3 separate regions of the Mus musculus genome follow, and regions 1 and 3 are each linked to region 2. The links are chromatin loops, found by intact Hi-C in ENCODE. Cell type or tissue: heart. All regions are shown on one strand. Each heading gives the region's core, and the rest is flanking DNA. Links, peaks and the distances in the headings are about the cores only.

Region 1 (5,981 bases), core at 391-5,390, 1.4 Mb before region 2:
AGGATGCACGGGAAGGGCTGGAGGGATGACAGAGAAAGGGGGGAAAATGATATGATTAAGTTTAATTCCAAAAAAAAAAATCATATAAAAAAAGGAATGACAAGGACCAGCCATATTTTACTGGGACAAGAGAAAAGCAATGCATGCAGCCAGAGAAAGAAGCTCTGATCATGGATGCAGTGGTCCCTGGGCGGCGAGGGCCTTCTTCCTGCCTCCTGGCCAAAGAGCAGTCGAGTCACAGCCGGATCTTTAGTATCCACAACCAGAATGAAGGGGCGGACCACTGTCTCCTCTATGGATCTGATGTTTTTCTTTATCACTAGTAGCACATCTGAAGCTGGGGTCACCAGGAGGTGGAGCTGGGGCCCCATGGAAGCAAACACGTGGTAGGCACCAAGGAAGTGAGTGGTCAGTGAGATAATGGTAGGCACAAGCTGGGGGAATGGCTGCTTTATAGAGACACACAGGCATCCTCCATCTTGGCCCTGCCTAGTGCCTGCAGGACGAGCAGCTGGCTTCCAATCCAGTTTTTCCACTGCCTCACTGACTAAGCCTCTAGGTGCTTGCGGCTTCCCTGGTGTGGCTTGAGTGGGCCTACACTCCCTGAGACCAACGGACACTTCTACTCTGACCCCTGCTTCAAACACCAGTGAGAAGAGAGGTATGAGTTAGGGAAGGGTTCATTTGAAAAGTATGTGGACCTAGCCTGCATTTTTGGTTCACTACAAAATAAAAGTTTTCAAAATTAAACAATAAAGGAAAACCACAGCAGGTGAGTATCTTCTTGGCAGAAAAACCAGTTTAATTTCGTTAGTCCTGAAGGGATACTGCGGTCACTGAGATTCATGAGCCACGCTGGCAAAAGGCAGGGGCAATGGGCATTTAGCTTACTGATTTCCAATAGCAGGCCAAATCCTTGTTGGAATATTGGCCCTTAGATTATCTATTAACCCTAACTCAATGTTATAAATACGAACATAATACCTTTAGATTTGCAAAAATACTAGGAAGCTACCAAAACCAGTCATTTTTCACAGTGATAAGTCGCCTATGACCCTAAGGAAGAGCACCTTTAAAAAGGCAAGGCTCAGTTTCTACCGAAGCGAATAGGATGCCCTGTACAGAGCCCCGCGCCCAACACAGCAGGGAAAGGGCGCCGAGGACTGGATTTGAGAACACACAAGGCGGTCACTCTGGTTCTCCCCACGCCTGTATCTAAGAGGCAGGACCGCTGGCACCAGCAGTGTTTTACAACCCTCAGGACGGAGCTGAAAGGAGCTTATGGAAATGCAAGACATAAGGAACACTCCCAACTCCACGGATTTTTTCTTGGTTTGGGAAGTAAGAAGGGGACTATGAAATAGTGCCAGGTAGCTTTGAAAGTCACACGAAGGTAGAAAAGGATATTCTAATATGGCATTTTTACTGACTATACCACTTATACTTTCTATAATGAAACGTCGAGTTGACAGTCTAGGATGTGACTGTACACTTTAATCTATCTATGTCTTCCATCCTTCTCATTTCTTTGGCTTCAGGCGAAGCTTCTGAAGGGTTCCATTTGGTTTGGGAGCAGCACCTTGCCTAGGTATTCAACCACATACCACGTGTGCTCTGGGGGAAGTATGTCCCTTAGTTCTCCCGACAGTAGAGACTCTCTTCGGTTCTAGTTCCCTTCGCTTCAAAGAGCCAAAGGTTATGACTTGCCCGAGAGTCCTAAGGATATGTACTCGTTGGCACTTAGATACTGGGTGACAAATCTTACCAGCGGCCCTGTCTCGGCCACGTATGTTCCCTGTCAGGAACTCAACCGCATTGTGCTAGCTGACAAGCAAAACATGTAGTCTCTGTGGACTAAAAGTACTCCGAGGTGTGACATCAGCTCAGAGCACACACATGTCCCCCAACCCAGCAGCAGCAGCGATCCCAGAACTCAGCAAAAGCGACCTTGGGAGATGTTGTTGTCTTTTCTACACGTGAAGCCCGGGGGCTGAGTGTGGACGCTCGTCGGGGACCCTGCACCGCGCGGCCTTCCCGCTGGACTCCAGGCCCGGTCTCTCGGCCCTCCACCGGCCTCGGCCGGCGGGGCTCACCCGAGACGCCAGGCACAGGGGCACCCCGAACTCCCCGGGGCAGCGCTCAACCGGCCGCCCCGGCTCGCTTCCCGCCCCGCCGTCCAGGCCGCACGGCTCCCGGTTACCTGCGGGCGGCGGGAGGAGGCTGGCGGCTCCGCTCCCTCTTGGCCCGCGGCTGGCTCCGACGCTCAGACCCCGGCTCCTCCACCCACAGACACCCCCGAGGACCCGGCTCCGGCGGCTCTCCGAGGGCCCGGAAGCGGCTCAACAGCCGGGCCTTCAGTTCCTCCGACGCCACCACCGAGGCGCGAACCCGGAACCGAGCTAGAGCGGCCGCACAGGTGCTGCGAGGGCGCGGGCCCGGGTAGGTGTGGGCGCCAGGGGAGCCTGCGCCGCACGCCTGTTCCCGGCAGCCGGCTCTGGCGGCAGGGAAGCCTCTCTGCGTGTGTCTTCAGCCCGACTGCAGGGGCATCCCGGTTTTCATGTTTGGGTTTTTAACCAGCCGCTTTTGAGTTCATTTCCGCCCGAATCCAAAATGGCCACCTCTGGCTTCAGACAAGTAAGGGGGCGGGGAGGAGGAGGAGAGGAGTTTGGGGCTGAGCCAGAACTTTTCCGGTTGTGACTGCCCCCTCAGCATCCTGGCCACCAGGATTGGCCTGCTGTCAGAGAAGATATGTATGTATGTATGTATGTATGTATGTATGTATGTATGTATGTATGTATGTATGTATGTATTTAGTGAAGTCAGAAATCATGGCGATTAACGCTTGAGACTTAATTAAGGCTTAAGGTTTCAGATGGAAAACCTGGAATCATAATTCAGCGAAATAGTACAATTAGAAGGAATGTCACGCAAGACCGGAGAGGACCGGACAGGAGGGAAGAAAGTGAAGAGGAGAAAAGGGGAAGGGAGGAGAGGGGAAATAAGGATGGGGGGGGGGTGTGTGGGAAAGGAACGGAGGAAGAGAAGACTACACCTGTGATAGAATTACCAGCTCCAATATCCGCTGACTTCTTGTTCTCTTCGAAAGTTCACCTTCGTTACAATAACCGAAGACTAAATGATCAACCCATTTGCGTGTGGGAGGTCGCAGCCAGCCTCTGCCTTCCTGGTAAAGAATGTAGATAAAGTAACATCAGCTACCACGTCCTGTAAGGCAAGTCAGAATGAGACCAGGATTGTCTTGATCAATTTATTTTGTGCCTTTCTTTTCCTGGAGGAGTAGAATTGAGCCACTTCAACCAGGGCAAGAAATCCACTGGGAGGATGATGCATTCCTGACTCACATCTATGCTGTATCGTTCGCTCTGGGTGCTTGCTCGCATTCTCATCCATTCTTTGATCACTAATCCTAGTCCAGCTGTGGATGGGATCCTGGGTAGCATGTAGCCTGTTTTCTCAAACACGATGGTCACCTACTCCTCTAAAATTAACACTAGAAGACAGTTCCCTGCTGCATGTGTAAGACATGATTGGAAGGGACACACTCAATACTTCTACCATCTACTCACTTCATTTATCCTGGTGTCACTCAGGTTTCTAAATAAACCATCTCTTACATCTCTGCATTAAGATTCCAGATATTTTTGAGGCCACGGGTTAACTTACACATCTTACCCTCAATAGGGTATGTCAGTCATTCTGTCCAGCGGACATTTGATTCTGTAGGAAAAAGGACCAGTATTGTACAGGCACACACAGATTCAGTTACCCCGCCTGGAGTTGGGTGACAGGTGATATTGCTCAGGTGGCACATGGACACGGGCTGGAGATAAGTAAGCTCTGCCCCTGGCTTGCAGTTCACTGATTAAGCCAGGCTCTCTGTCCAGGGAGCCCCAGAATCCACCTGCCTTTGCTTCCCCAGTGCTGGGCTTCCAGGCATAAGAACTTGGATTCTAATGATCAGACTGAGGTTCCAAGCACCTTACTGACTGAGCCATCTCCTAATGCCCCTCCCCACAAGATTACAGATTATTTGCATATGAGCCTTTGTGAAGATTTTGGGCTCACTAGATTCTTATGCCTTTCAGCCTATTTGACCTATTTTGAAGTTACTCATTTTGGCAATGAAAATTCACTTTTTAACATCCTTAAAAACACCATTAATCTGCATTAGATATGGGAAGGGCATTATCTGTAGTATCTGTCTCTAAGTATGGGTTTCTGATTTAAATCCTCCCAATGCCAATCCAAGCGTGAAATGCTTCTTAGCCTCCAAGTGTACACCAATCACCTCAGAGTTTAAGTGAAGAGAAAATAATAGATGTGTTGAGTAGTCTAGGTCTTGTCAAATGGCCTCAGACCTTAGTACAACTGACCCCATGATGGAAGTACCATCCAGGCTGTAAAACTCAGCATGTAGGCAGCACCACGTGCCAAAACTAAAACAAAGGCCTAATCCACCAAAGTCCCTTGTTCTGGGAAAGTCTCTAAATGAACTAACCTTGCTTTTTAGCTTCTGTAGCTCTGCTTCTGGCTAACTGTTCTTGTTAACAGAACATGGTTTTTCTGCTTAAAAGCTCACCCTGAGAAAGGCTCAGGGCTGCATAGGCATCCTGAACATCCAGTGTAGTTGTTGGCTGTCTAAAAAAAACAAAAAAAACAAAAAAAAAAAAACAAACACCTTTCTGTTGGCTTAAACCCATGTCTGAGCAGTCTTTTTGGAGAATACTCCACAATATTTCTGGATACCTCAAAAGATCCCAGAGACCACACTTCAAGATACCGGGGTGGTGGGATGAGGAGGTGTCTCAGAGACCCTTGGATCAAGGAAGAGTTGGGCTGTCAAGGGGCCCCTAGGGGGACACAAGTGGAGATGCTCCAGCTTCCCAGAGCTGCCTTTGATCACTCACTGCCTAAGGTTTTGGAGGGGTCTCACACCTCTACCGGGAAAGGAAGCAGGTTGCCTTGGTCTATGACCTCCGGAGATAAGTCTGGTCATGGCACATTCTGTTTGGACACACAGGAGAGGTCGACATGTCTGCTGATCCAGTGTCCATGTGATTTGTGACTGGATCCTTTTGTCTGTTCAGGTATATAAATGTGGTGGCTACCCCTTGTTGTCTTTTCTGTCTTTGTCTGTCTGTCTGTCTGTCTGTCTGTCTGTCTCTCTCTCTCTTATGTGTCTTTGTGTGTCTGTGTCTACGTGTTTCTGTCAGTTCTATTTCTCTGTATTCACTAGTGGCTTTCTCTGGTGTAAGAACCTGTAACCCAGGCTTAAGACCTGTACCCCATTCCATTAAGGACCCAAATCCTTTTGACTCTGCCAGGTTACCCAGACAGACAGACAAACAAACAGACAGACAAACAAAACAAAACCAAAAGTCAAAAACCAAACCAAATTTAAAGGCCCCACAACTAACTAACTAACTAACTAACTAACTAACTAACTTTATTTTGGACTCAATATAGAATTATTTGATATAGATTTTTTTAGTTAAATAATATAGATTGATTTAGTTATAACCAACCAACTAACTAACTAACTAACTAACTAACTAACTAGAGTCCACCTGCCCGCTTTAGGAGCAAGGGGCCTTGCTAGTTGCTTTGCTACACTTCTGCTCACAGTCAGGGTTGGTTCCTGTGTGGATGTGGGAGGGGACAGGCCTCTCGTCCAGTGCCCCCTGTCCTCTAAGCAGAATGCAGGAAATAGTTCTCTCCCAGGTAAGCATTTCCTCTCTGTGGCCTGCTCTAAACAGCCCCAGGGAGGAAGAAATGTCCCCCCTGGGCTGAGCCCAAAGGAAAAGAGAAAGTTTCTCTCCTTCCTCTTTTATGATTTGTGTTGCATTTTTAATCAGTGATCCAAAAAATGCACTATTCTGCAAATAAATAAATAAAAATTTTAAAATGAACAAAACTTCCTCTGTACTGGGCAGTGGATTGCTGGAGACCACACAGCCTGG
Region 2 (5,981 bases), core at 508-5,507:
CCCCTTTCCCACGAAAGCCTTCTTTGGCCTACCTTAGGCCAGAAAGAAGTATCACAGGAATTTGCTATGAAAATGTTATATTTTTCCTTTAAAGCATCACTACCCTGATTGAAGACGTTTGCAGCTGTTTAATGTCTTTCACACGGCGGTCTTGCTTATTGCTCATCTATTATCATAACTGTGCCTACTATAAGTGATAGTTCTCACGAGTCATTCAACATACTCGGTGAACTGATAAGACCGTGTGTTGGTGGGTGCTGTGTGCTTTGCTTCTCTGCAATTTCGTAGTATTTCAAGTATGAGTGTTGTGCTTGACTCCTCATAAGGACTTTCTAAAAGGGCCCCACAGCTCCCTGATTAGGAGCCTTGTGTGATAAAGTAGCTAAAGTCATATCTAAGGCTCTTCAGTTCTTAGTTTGGGTAGAGAGGGAGCGAACCGAGGAAGTAAAACAGGAGACAAATAGTCCTTCATGTTCCTTGTAGGGGATATTTTGGGTTAACCTTTTAAAATTATGGAGCTAAAGCTATCAGCAGCAGTGAGGAGACACATCCTGGAACTGCCACCAATGGCCTGAGGACTTCTGGCCCTTAGGGACCTCCACTCAGGGAACACAGATTCTTGACTGCTCTGAAGAAAAGAATTCCAAGACAAGTTGGAATGAGCGTGTTTTGTGCATTTATTATGCATAAGTGATAGATAGTGCACAATTTAGATTTAAGTTCTTGTTTTTAGAAAGAGATACCTAAGAAAAGGACAAAATATATCCACATGTGGGTGTGGCCTTCTTAAAGAGTACCACTCAGGCGTCTTTACAATGGCTACATAATGTGACTTTATGGCGTCATTTCATTGCTCAGAGGATATTATTTACAACAAGGACTAACAATTAAGCAAAGCTTTAGAATTATGTAAAGAAATATGGGCTAGTTTGTTTATTTTCCCCATGTTATTTTTTTAAATAAATGAAATTGTTAAAGTAGCTTTCTATGGAATATTGTTTGAGCTTAGAGAGAGGAGCGCAGGCATGGTTAGACCCAAGGGTTAAGCAACCAGGCCCTGTGTAATCAGGCCCTGTGTAAGCAGTTTGTTGTTTGCCACATGGTTGTTTGGCATTTTAAAAAAATACTTGTTTGATATATTTTTAGGAAAACTAGCACAATCTCTGTAGGTAATTCTGGACTTTTCAGCTGTGTTAAGGTTGTTGTTGTTGTTTTGTGTTGACTTTCAGCTAGTGGGAAACAGAAGTATGTTCTAAGGGGGGGGGGCTTCTTTTATTTCTAGTGTCCCCTTAATTTGTCCTGCCTTTCTATCCTGTCTCACACCATATCCATTTTCACTCATGACTCAATTACATTTTAAAGTAGTGGTTTACAAGGGGCAAGCCTTCAAGGATCTGACAGTAGCTCAGAGGTAACATCCGTAAAGCCTCACGTGGCAACTTGTTAGAAACAGACCTCTGGGTCTCACCACTGAACTAAAACATCAAAACTTTGGTGGTGGTGGTGGGGAGTGGGGGCTGGAGAGATGGCTCAGTGGTTAAGAGCACTGACTGCTCTTCCAGAGGTCCTAAGTTCAATTCCCAGCAAGCATATTGTGGCTCACAACCATCTATAAGGGGATCCAATGCCTTCTTCCGGTGAGTTTGAAGACAGTGACAGTATACTCATTTAAAATAAAACTTTGCTAGGGGTTGAGGGTGGGGCAATTCATCTGTGATGGTTTGTATATCTTTGATACAGTGATTGGCACTATTAGGTGTGACCCTGTTGGAGTAGGTATGTCTCTGTGGGTGTGGGATTTAAGATCCTCATCCGAGCTGCTTGGAAGCCAGTATTCTGCTAGCAGCCTTCAGATGAAGATGTAGAACTCTCAGCTCTGCCTGCACCATGCCTGCCTAGATGCTGCCATGTCCTCACCTTGATGATACTGGACTGAATCTCTGAACCTGTAAACGAGCCCCAATTAAATGTTGTTCTTTATAAGACTTGCATTGGTCAAGGTATCTGTTCACAGCAGTAAAAACCTAACTAAGACATCATCAATCTACTGAGATCCACAACTAGACAATGTGCAGAGACAGAGATTTTGGACACTGAGGTAGTTCGAACAGGAATGGCTCTCCTAGACATGTGTGCACTTGGAGCAATTCTTGATCCAAGGGGAGTGCACTATTAGGAGGTGAGTCTTTGTTGGAGTAGATGAGGCCTTGTTGGAGGAAGTGTGCCACTTTGTGGGTGGGCTTTGAGGTCTCATATACCCTAGCTATGCCCAGTATGACACACAGTCTCCTTTTGTTGCCTTCAGATCAAGATGTAGAACTCTCTGTTACATCTCCAGCACCATGTCTGCCTGTATATTTCCATGTTTCCTGCCATGATGATAAAGGATGAAACCTGTAAACTGTAAGCCAGCCCCAATTAAATATTTCTCTTTATAAGAGTTGCTGTAGTCATGGTGTCTCTTCATAGAAAATCCTAACTAACACAGACACTGAGTCCTAAATAGGATGCCTTCATCAAACCCTTCCCCTCTGTGGTCAGGGAGCTAGGCAGAAGAGAAGACAGACAGAATCTAAGGGCAGACCCCTCTTAGATGGATGATTCTAAGGAACCAGTGTCTTCCAGACATAATACAACTGATGCACATGTGAGTGACCTCCCAGAGATGGTGGCAGCATGCACAGAGCCTGCACAGGTCCAAGCCACAGGGGAGCCAACCCTGAATGGGGAAGTGGGCACTGGCATTAGTACCTAACAAGAAGTTACTTGTATTTGATAGCAGCTTGCAAATGAAAAGTTAAATTTCATTTCACACTTAAGGTTAGGCCCCATGCCCAGCAATAGATGGCTAACACAAAACAGACTCAAGGGTATTTTTGTAGACTTTTTAGTCTCATATTGCTTAGTTTGGACATGTTAGCCTTACTGGTCTTTTGCCTGTATATTATGGTTTTTAATCTTGTGGGTTTTTTTTTTTTTTTTTGGTAGAAGTAATTTTTTTAAAGAATTTATTTATTGATTGTATGTATATGAGTACACTGTCGCTGTCTTCAGATACACCAGAAGAGGGCATCGGATCCCATTAGAGATGGTTGTGAGCCACCACGTGGTTGCTGGGAATTGAACTCAGGACCTCTGGAAGAGCAGTGAATGTTCTTAACCGCTCAGCCATCTCTCCAGCCCTAATCTTGTGTTTTGATGGGTAGTTTTTCTGTTTTTTTTCTTCATTCATTTATTTATTTTTTTAATTCTGTGTGTTTTGGGCTGGAGAGATGGCTCAGAGGTTAAAAGCACTGGGTGCTCTTCCAGAGGTTCTAAGTGTTCAATTGCCAACAACCACATGGTGGCTCATAACCATTTATAATGAGATCTGGTGCCCTCTTCTGGCATGTAGGCATACATGCAGGCAAAACACTAATATTTTATTGTTTATTATTATTAGTTGTAGTGGTAGGTTTTTTGTTTTTTTTTTTTGTTTGTTTGTTTGTTTTGTTTTTTGTTTTTTGACACATGGTTTTTCTGTGTAATAAGCCCTGGCTGTCCTGGACTCGCTTTGTAGACCAGACTGACCTCGAACTTAAGAGATCCACCTGCTTCTGTTTCCCAAGTGCTGGTATTAAAGGCATGGCACCACACCTGGCATAAATAAATAAGTCTTAAAAAAATACTGTGTGTTTTATTTAGAGAGAAAGGTCACGGAGTTGAGGAGGTGGGGAAGAGCTGAGACAAGTCGGGAAAGAAGAAACCACTACCAGATTATATCATATGAAACTTTTTAAAAATAAAAACAAGTCCAATAGACGATTCTGTAATGTTTGAAGATGACTTTAAAACTTATGTCTACTCTAACTGTTCCGTGTCTGTGCTAGCACTGTGTGTATAGGCTGTGAAAAAGAATCTCTGGAAAGGAGCTGTGTCCTCAAAGGCTCATTGATTTCAACGTCAATGATGTGAAGCCGTTGAAAGGTTGCATGCAGTTCCAGAGCCAAATTTTCCTAGAACATCTTCCGGTCCTTTAGTAGTTATTTAGTACTTGGCAACATCTTTTGTGACCCTTAGGTAAGACCTTTGGAAAGTATGAAGAGACCTCTAGGTTTTCTTGTGGTTGCAATCATCTTACAATATACTCACCAATGTATTTGTAAGTGTCCCGTTTTACTACTTTCTGTGTTGTTACTATAAAAGTTCATGCAATTGCTACCTCATGGGAACATGGTATTTGAGGAAGCTAAATCTGTGTTCCTGGGCTATGGCCAGTCATATCTGGGCTCCATCTCTTATTCCTTTAACGCGAGAGCTGTTTCTTTCATCGTCTCTTCAAAACAGCTCTTCACTAGGAACTTCCTTGGGATATTTTCATAAAACGATCATTTAAAAGGATGGTATTGTTCATCAGACACATAAACTATGTCTTTACAACTGTCATCAGAATGACAATTTAAGGACTCCAATGATAAAATGAGCATCTTCATAATGAATGGTTACTGTGTTTTGAGAGGCAGGGAAGGGAGGCACTTCGGTTAAGTCTCCTGATATTCACCGTTGTTACTGTATTAATAGCAGGGCTCTGTATTTTGGAGTAGAAAAAGCAGTCATTTTCCTCTGAATTGACCAAGAACGGTGGCAAAGTGATTCCGGGAAGAGGAGATGAGCTCACATTTTCCTGAGGAAGGGGTTTCTAGCTGAGACTCCTGCTCCTGCGCAGGTCAGCTCCCGTTGCCCCTCGCGCTCTCAGCTGGGGATAGAGCGCAGCTCACAGAGGCTGCGCGCGCAGCCCCGCCCGGTTCCACGAAGCAAGCCTCTTCTGCCCGGAGTCCCGCAGGAAGTCCCGCCCGCTCCGCCTGCCCAATCACGAGACCTCTTACCCGGATATGGTTTCTAGGTTCTGAGTGTAGCTGCGGGAGTGTGTGGCTGCTGCACGTGGGGCGCGGACCGAGGGTGAAGAAAAACAAGGGGGGCGGCAGCGGCGCGTGGCCAGCTCAGTGGTTCGTCCGCGCGTCTGCTGCACAGGGCCCGGTTCGGTTGGGTTTTGCGTGCAGAACAAATCTATGGTGCCTGTAGTGGCTAAGATTCCCGCCGCTGCTGCCTCCCGGTGCTTCCCGGGGTGATCTGTCACCAGGAGCAGTGTCGAAGACGCCGCTCACGGTGGGAACATGAATCTCCTACCTAAAAGCTCCAAGGAGTTTGGCTCTGCCGACTACTGGGAGAAGTTCTTCCAGCAGCGAGGGAAGACAGCTTTCGAGTGGTATGGGACCTATCTGGAGCTGTGCGAGGTGCTGCACAAATACATAAAGCCCAAGGAAAAGGTATGGCGTGCAGCCAGTCCCTTGTGGGGACTGAAGATAGCAATCCTAAGTTTAGGAGGCAGGAGGCAGGCAGGCGTGGGGACCCCACTCAGATCTATCATTTTAGGATTCTGCCCAGCATCTTGGCTAAGTGGCAACCTTAAAGATAGCCATTTAAAAGTAAAGATTTTCAGTTAAAACTTCATCCTTAACCCGTTTTGGAATAGTGGCTTCGTCAGTAGACTGAAAGGGTGTTGTGTCACTGTGCACACGTGTGGAATAGGTAGCGTCGTGGGACTTTATTGGTGTATATGTTTATTAAGTCACTGCCGAGTGCTCATCAAATTTCAGGCTTTGTGCCCAGCCCTCAAGCTACAGGAGCAGGAAGCCACAAACACAAGTTAAATTCCAAGTTAAATAGGTGTGGACGAGTTGGAGCTTCGGTAGGGAAGGAGACTTAAGGTCTGCTATGCTCGGGCCTTTTATCTCAACAAATTCAGGCGGGTAGTTGTGCACTTATTTTTTTCAAGTGACTGTTGGAGGCCATGCATGTAGTAGGTGGTCAAATAGAGATTTAAAAGCAGGTCTGTCTGGCTCCAGGGCATATCACTTCTCATGGAACTATGCTTTGCCCTCTAGAGACGGTGACAACAGAATTTTTGAAAGATGAATGGAGGAATGTGCCACAAAGAGAAA
Region 3 (5,981 bases), core at 391-5,390, 670 kb after region 2:
AAAAAACAAAACTACCAAACAATTCAACAATCCTGCTGCTTGGTGTTAGCATTTCTAGGCTCCACCCCACAGTTATGCCTGACTCACTATAAAAGGGGCTGCTTGCCCCCTTCTTTCTATTTTTGCTTGCCTTTCTACTCTCTCCCACTCTGTCCCTTCTCCCTTCATTTTCCTCTCCCTCTCCAAGTGTTCATGGCTAGCCTCTACTCCTCTCCTCTCTCTCTCCCTTTCTCTGTCTCTACTATCTTGTCAACTCCCCTCCCCATGCCCTAAATAAACTCTATTCTATACTATACTTGTATGGCTGTTCCTCAGGGGTAAGGGATGCCTCAGTGTGGGCCCGCAGAAGCACAGCCTTCTCCCTGCCCCCCTCCCCCAACTCCATACTGTGCCTCCACCTAACATATCCCCGGCTTTTTCTTTTATATAAAACATAACACCTGGGTAAATGTCAAGGAGGAATTGCACAGTCGCCAAAATATGGAAGCAACCTAGGGATCCATTGATAAAGAAAATACAGTATATTTATTTACACATTAAACTATAAAAAGAACGAAATCTTGTCATTAGTTGTAACACAGATGAAATTGGAGAATGTTGTGTAAAATCAGAGGTAGAAATACAAATGCCGTGTAGTCTCTCTTATACATGAAAATTAAGATAATTTCAAAGATGAGAACAGAATAGTGTTCACAGATCTCAGGAGTTAAGGGTGGGAGAAGTGGAGGAGGTTAATGGGTATGGCGGTGCAGATAGATGAGAGGAACTGAAAATAAAATAAAATAAAATAGGAAGGGAATGACTGCTCCTGGGCATGGTAGAGGAGGTTTATACAAGGGAGACATAGCCAGAGACAGGGGCATCTGGACGAGTCCAGAGTGAATACGAACCTGAGCAGGGGCCATGTGAGGAAAGTGGAGGAGGCAAGGAGAGCCAGGAGACCAGGAGATCAAGAGGCCAGGAGGGTAAAGGGCAGACCAAAAGGGCCAGGTAACCAAAATGGCTGGATTATATAGGGAAGGGTGCATGAGGGAATGGCTGCCCAGCCCCTGGGCTGGAGAAGTTTGGAGTAGGGGCTGATGAGAAGAATCCTGCAACTAACTGGTAGAGACTGAAGAATGCTGGGAGAACGTGGCAGCCAGTTCTGCTTTGATATGTTAAATAGGCACACGGGAGACTTAGAGGAAGGAACTGCTATACTAAGAGGCCAAAAGTCTAGTCTCTTCCAACTGCTGTCTTTCAGGATCAGTAAGCTACTTGAAGAGATGTCTGGCAGTAGCCACAAAGCATTCTGAGATTGCACACCAACGCTCCCTAAGTAGGATTCTGGGCCTCAGCTTTTTACAGATTTTGGGGTCTCCATCTGTGAACACCACTTCTTTTTTTTTTTCTTGTTCACAGCAAGTATGTGTAGGAGTTCGCTTTCTCTGCTTCCAGACGCCGAGAGTCCGTAGTGTCTTTTCTGCCTTGCAGCAGCAAACCCACAGCCCGAAATTAAAAGAACAAAAAAGAACACTAAAGCTCTATCTTAGGAATCTGGCGGGCAGGTAGGAATTCTCACTTAGGTGAAAGAAAAGCTCAGTCCTTCCCAGCCAATCATGTGAGAGGAAACGTTGACACGCCTCTTTCTACCTTCCAATCATCATCTACCTCAGTAAGCCCGACCCACTGCCGGTAAACCGACTTTTAAATTGCATTAGCATGCTTTCTCCTGACCCTCTCCAGTCATTCCAGGCCGTTCCATGACTGTGCTCCAAGGAAGAATTATAGACTTAACAATGACAAATGACAAAGCTAGTCAGTCTGAAGGTGAGAAGTGAAAGTGTAAAACTCGAGAACCAAACCCGCGAGTTCTACGGAGGAAAAAAAAAAAAGGCGGGTTCGGGCAGGAGGACTACAAGCCCCAGATACCCGTGCGCGGAGGCGGCGCGTGCCAGCGAGAGTGGGCAGGCCATTGAAAGGCGGAAGACCGAGGGTTACAGGACTTCCTGTTCGAGCGCCAGCGAGTGGGTGGGACCTGCGCAGGTTGGGCGGCGGTTGTGGCGTTTTGGAGCTTTGTCAGCGGAGGGGGCGTGGCCCGCGCTGTGACTTGTGGAGCGCGAGCCGAGAGGGACGTGGGTGACGCGTCTCCTTCCACCCAGCTCAGTGGAGTGCGAGGTGCGCTGGCCCGGCCGGGGATTGGCTGCTGAGAGGCGAGTACGCGGCGGCCGTTGGTCGCCGGCAGCACGGAGCGAGGGCCCGGGCGGGCGGGGCGGGGATGGGGAGGCAGTGGCGGCGAAGGCCGGAGGAGGCGGGCGCGGGCGAGCGGGCAGACAGAGCGGCGGCGGCGGCAGTCTCCCGAGCGCTCCTGTGAAGCGTCCCTATTCCCGTTGCCGTGGGCCTCTCGGGGAGGCCATCCGGGACGCGAGCCGCTGCGGAACCGCTCCCCAAGCCCCACTGCTCTTCGGACTCTCGGTCCCATCCTCGCGTTTCTGCTCCGGCTCCTCCATCTTGGCCTCGACAGTGGCTGCTGTGGGGAGGATGTGCCGCCTCCTGGCAGGGGGAAGAAGGAGGAGAAGATGAAGAAGTACCGGCGGGCCTTGGCCCTGGTCTCCTGCCTCTCTCTCTGCTCTCTAGTCTGGTGAGTAAGGGGCCGGCCTCTGGGGACTTCCCGTGGGGATGAAAGAGGGAGTAGGTCGGGTCACACCCCCAAATCATCTCGGCTTTTTGGGTTGCTTGGTGCTCCTGCTCCTAAGCCAGGGACACAGCGGCCACCCAGCTCTTCCTCTTGTGGTTTACGAGTTGTGTTTTGGAATTTGCAGAGTTCCAGCAGGGAGAGAAGGGGATATTGGGGATCACTTTTTGCCTTTGTACTCGGGTACCCCATCACCGCAGTTAGGGCAGTTTGGGTAGTGTTCAGAAAGCTAGTGAGTGAGTTACTCAGTTTTGCTGTCAGTTCATTTGCTTTCGTTATGAGGTAAGGGCAGGGGCGAGTCAGGTGTGATGTGTTCCGGACCTGTGATTTTGAAAACGTGAGTCGTCATGAGGGTAAGAGTAATGTCTAAACTGTTGTTCTTCTGGTCAGGTCTTGCACAATCTTGACCAATAGTACTTTTGGGGCTGCTCCTTGAAACCCTGCGGCGTGGGGCGGGCGGGATCCCTGATGAAGCCCTTTTTCGGTTAGCCTGGTGGGAGAGGATTATCACAGATGTGGAGTCAGCCATAGTTTTGGGGCATGTTCTTTGGCACTAGAAAGGAAACGGTTTTTGCGACCCGCTCTGTCCCTTTCTCTGAAGTTCTATGGAGTTCAAGTTAATTTCAAGCACATCTCTGGATGTCCAGGAGCAGACATAGCTTATGAACCAAAGGATTGCTAAAGGTGTACTTGGAAAAGCCATTCTTTCTGAAGGAATTCCCAAAGAGCCTTGAGACTTGGTGACTGAAAGTGATGGCCTTTGTGTTAAAGAGATTTTGCTTCTTATACTAAAATCTAAACACACTTTCTTATTTACCTTATGTCTTCAAAGCGCCAGTAATAATTCCCTTTTTTTTATGGGTGTAATGGAATCCAGAGGTGCTCAAGTTGTAGAGTTGTTGCTCACATAGAATAATATATTAATATGGGCTCAAGAAAACACTTGTCTGAGAAAATCTGACTGGAAAGACTGTATTTCTTGTCATTCTGAATCCTTTAAATACTCCTTAAGAGAAACTGGTACCTGAAACCAGTGTAGGATTAGGTAGCAATTTCTTAGAGTTGGTGAGCTTCTCTTACTAGCCTTTTCTCCCCTCATTCAGAAATTATCTCCAGATTTTGTTACCCACTTCTCTTTTGTAGATTGAGTATTCTATGTTCATATAATAATCAGTTCTAGGGTCTACCCAGGACTTACTCTATTACTATTACTGCAGTTTAGTTTGATCTTATACTGTCATAGTTGATAGATTGTGTGTGATACAGCCTTCTGCCTTTTCTCTTTTCCTGCCTAGAGTGCTATAGATTTACCTTAACAGAAAACCAAAATGCATCCTATCTATTCATTCTGGTTGCTATTTTTTTCTTTTGCACACTGCTAATCACAATTCTTGGTTAAGTAGTACAGTGTATTCTAGGTGTAATTGTAGTGTAGCTACAGAAGAACAGTGATAGCTAATATTTATTGTTATCTGTACCAAGCATGTGGCATGTGTACGTTTTAGCATCTTTGTCAGCAAGGTCCTCTTAGGTAGATATTATTAGTTGAATTCTGTATTTTACAGATGAATAAATAGAGAGGCTAAAGTTATGCTTGCAACAGAGTAACATGGCTAAGCAGCTACTGCATTCTAAAATTTAGATTTGAACCTAAGCAGCTTGTAATACAGGCTCCTCACTACAGTGGTCCTCTGACTGACTATAGGTTAAATAAGGCCTGTGTTTTTAGACAGATACAGTACCATCACTTACTAGATATGTGTACTTGGACATGCTATATAATTCCTTTGAACTTTAGTTTTTAGAGCCTCAGTATGATAAAATTGATCCATTCATACCAAAGTTATTAGAAGCAAATGAGATAACACATGCACTTTGTAAAACAGTAAGAGCATGCTGTCTTTCATTATAAAAGCATTCAAAGGTGTTTTTCTTATGTTTACTGTGTATTGAATATTGTGAATCTTGAAAGCTTGAGTGAGTGGCCTCTCTCGTTTTTAGTACTGAAACTATCTCAACTAAGAAGCCTCCTTGTAAGCTCCTACTGCTGCTATAACAAATTACCAGAAATCCACTGGCGTACACATAGTTGTTTTATAGTTGTAGGGTGTGTGTACAGGAGTCCAAAATCAGTCTCACTGGGGCAAGTATTAAGGTGGCATGGCTGCTTCATTCTGGAGACCCTGAGGGGGAGACTCCAGTTCTTTGACTTTTTCAGCTTCTAGGTGTTGCATAGATTCTCTCTCCTGTCTCTCATCACTTCAACCTCTCATTTTGGCCTTCAACATCTGCTTATGACGGCCCTTGTCTTCCTCCTTCAAGGACTTATTATATTGTGTTTACCCTTAGTCAATATCCATGTCTCTTAGTTTGCTGAAGTCTTCAAAGTTTTATGATATAATATACACTATTCAGAAGCTGAAGGTGCAGAACTCTCTCAGTCATTGACAGAGGGGAGTTGATCATCACACTGAAGTGGACGATGTGATCCAAACCTTTGAACAGTTATTCTGAGTATGTTCCCTAGTAGTAAAACTTGGTGCATGTGCCTTTAAAATGTGTCTAATTATTTGTAATTTATCTACATGTATCAATATGGCATCAGTATTGTACATATAATTACCAAAGTTAGTTGTTTAAGAAAGATAAAAAATACTTTGTTAATATTACCATTTGTTTTCATTAAAGTAATTTTCAGTGAGAACTGTTTAATTTAAGAGATTATTTTATATCAAATGTAGATAAATGGTTTATAATGGTTACTCTTCTTAGCCTTACTATTTTGTTACTGGTTTATGCTTGTACTATTATCTTTGTTAGCTTTTCTGTTTGTTTGTTTGTTTTAAAATACATGTAGTAAGTTGTTTAGTTAAAGCAGAGCAATCCCTCCATCTTAGATGGACATGTATAGAAACCCAGTGAGTCATGGTATGCCGGAGGTAAACCAGAGCTTTACTCTTCCTTTACATATCTGCCTTTAGTTCTTAATATGTCTGCAGCTAACCCCTAAGAACCAGAACTCTTTACATTAATCTAAAAAAGGCTAATTTTTAAAAATAGTAACAGATTTTTTTCTGTGACTCAAAGGATGAGCTTAGAGGAGCTAATATTTAGACTAAAACCTTGACGTTAAAAAACTTTGATATATTTAACATACAATAAAGGTACTTAAAAGGACATGAGGTGAATCTAATGAAGGGTTTGTATTTTAGAGTCTTTCCTGTCCTCCATTCATCAATCATATGCCTTTGGGTTGTTATTTCTGTGAACATTAGTTCTCATCTATTAATGGTTTCTAGGGTGAATA

What was found. Peaks named below come from ENCODE experiments on the same cell type or tissue, not always from the same donor. Only the 100,000 strongest peaks of a DNase experiment are listed, where the experiment ranks them.
Region 1: a loop joins it to region 2, with 6 times the contacts of the local background. A loop is called at or near these places in 4 of 42 quality-filtered maps.
Region 3: it touches region 2 in a loop (4-fold over the local background); 3 of 42 quality-filtered maps call a loop at or near these places.

The regions. Positions count from the first base shown.
Region 1 is chr1:163,926,406-163,932,386 of GRCm38, reverse strand. Scyl3 (SCY1-like 3 (S. cerevisiae)) reads right to left here and starts at 2,622. Exons shown (of 14, transcript NM_028776.5): 1 at 2,201-2,622. In heart, for the core only: no CTCF peak of the experiment used is centred there; DNase peaks (open chromatin) are centred at 2,406 and 2,646; H3K4me3 peaks cover 2,260 bases; H3K27ac peaks cover 1,423 bases.
Region 2 is chr1:162,547,429-162,553,409 of GRCm38, reverse strand. Eef1aknmt (EEF1A lysine and N-terminal methyltransferase) reads left to right here and starts at 5,065. Exons shown (of 8, transcript NM_144877.1): 1 at 5,065-5,306. The coding sequence starts at 5,154. In heart, for the core only: a CTCF peak has its summit at 3,380 (motif pointing left); a DNase peak (open chromatin) is centred at 4,839; H3K4me3 peaks cover 1,381 bases; H3K27ac peaks cover 1,254 bases.
Region 3 is chr1:161,872,950-161,878,930 of GRCm38, reverse strand. Suco (SUN domain containing ossification factor) reads left to right here and starts at 2,249. Exons shown (of 24, transcript NM_001357402.1): 1 at 2,249-2,620. The coding sequence starts at 2,559. In heart, for the core only: a CTCF peak has its summit at 2,307; DNase peaks (open chromatin) are centred at 1,630 and 2,060; H3K4me3 peaks cover 3,558 bases; H3K27ac peaks cover 2,741 bases.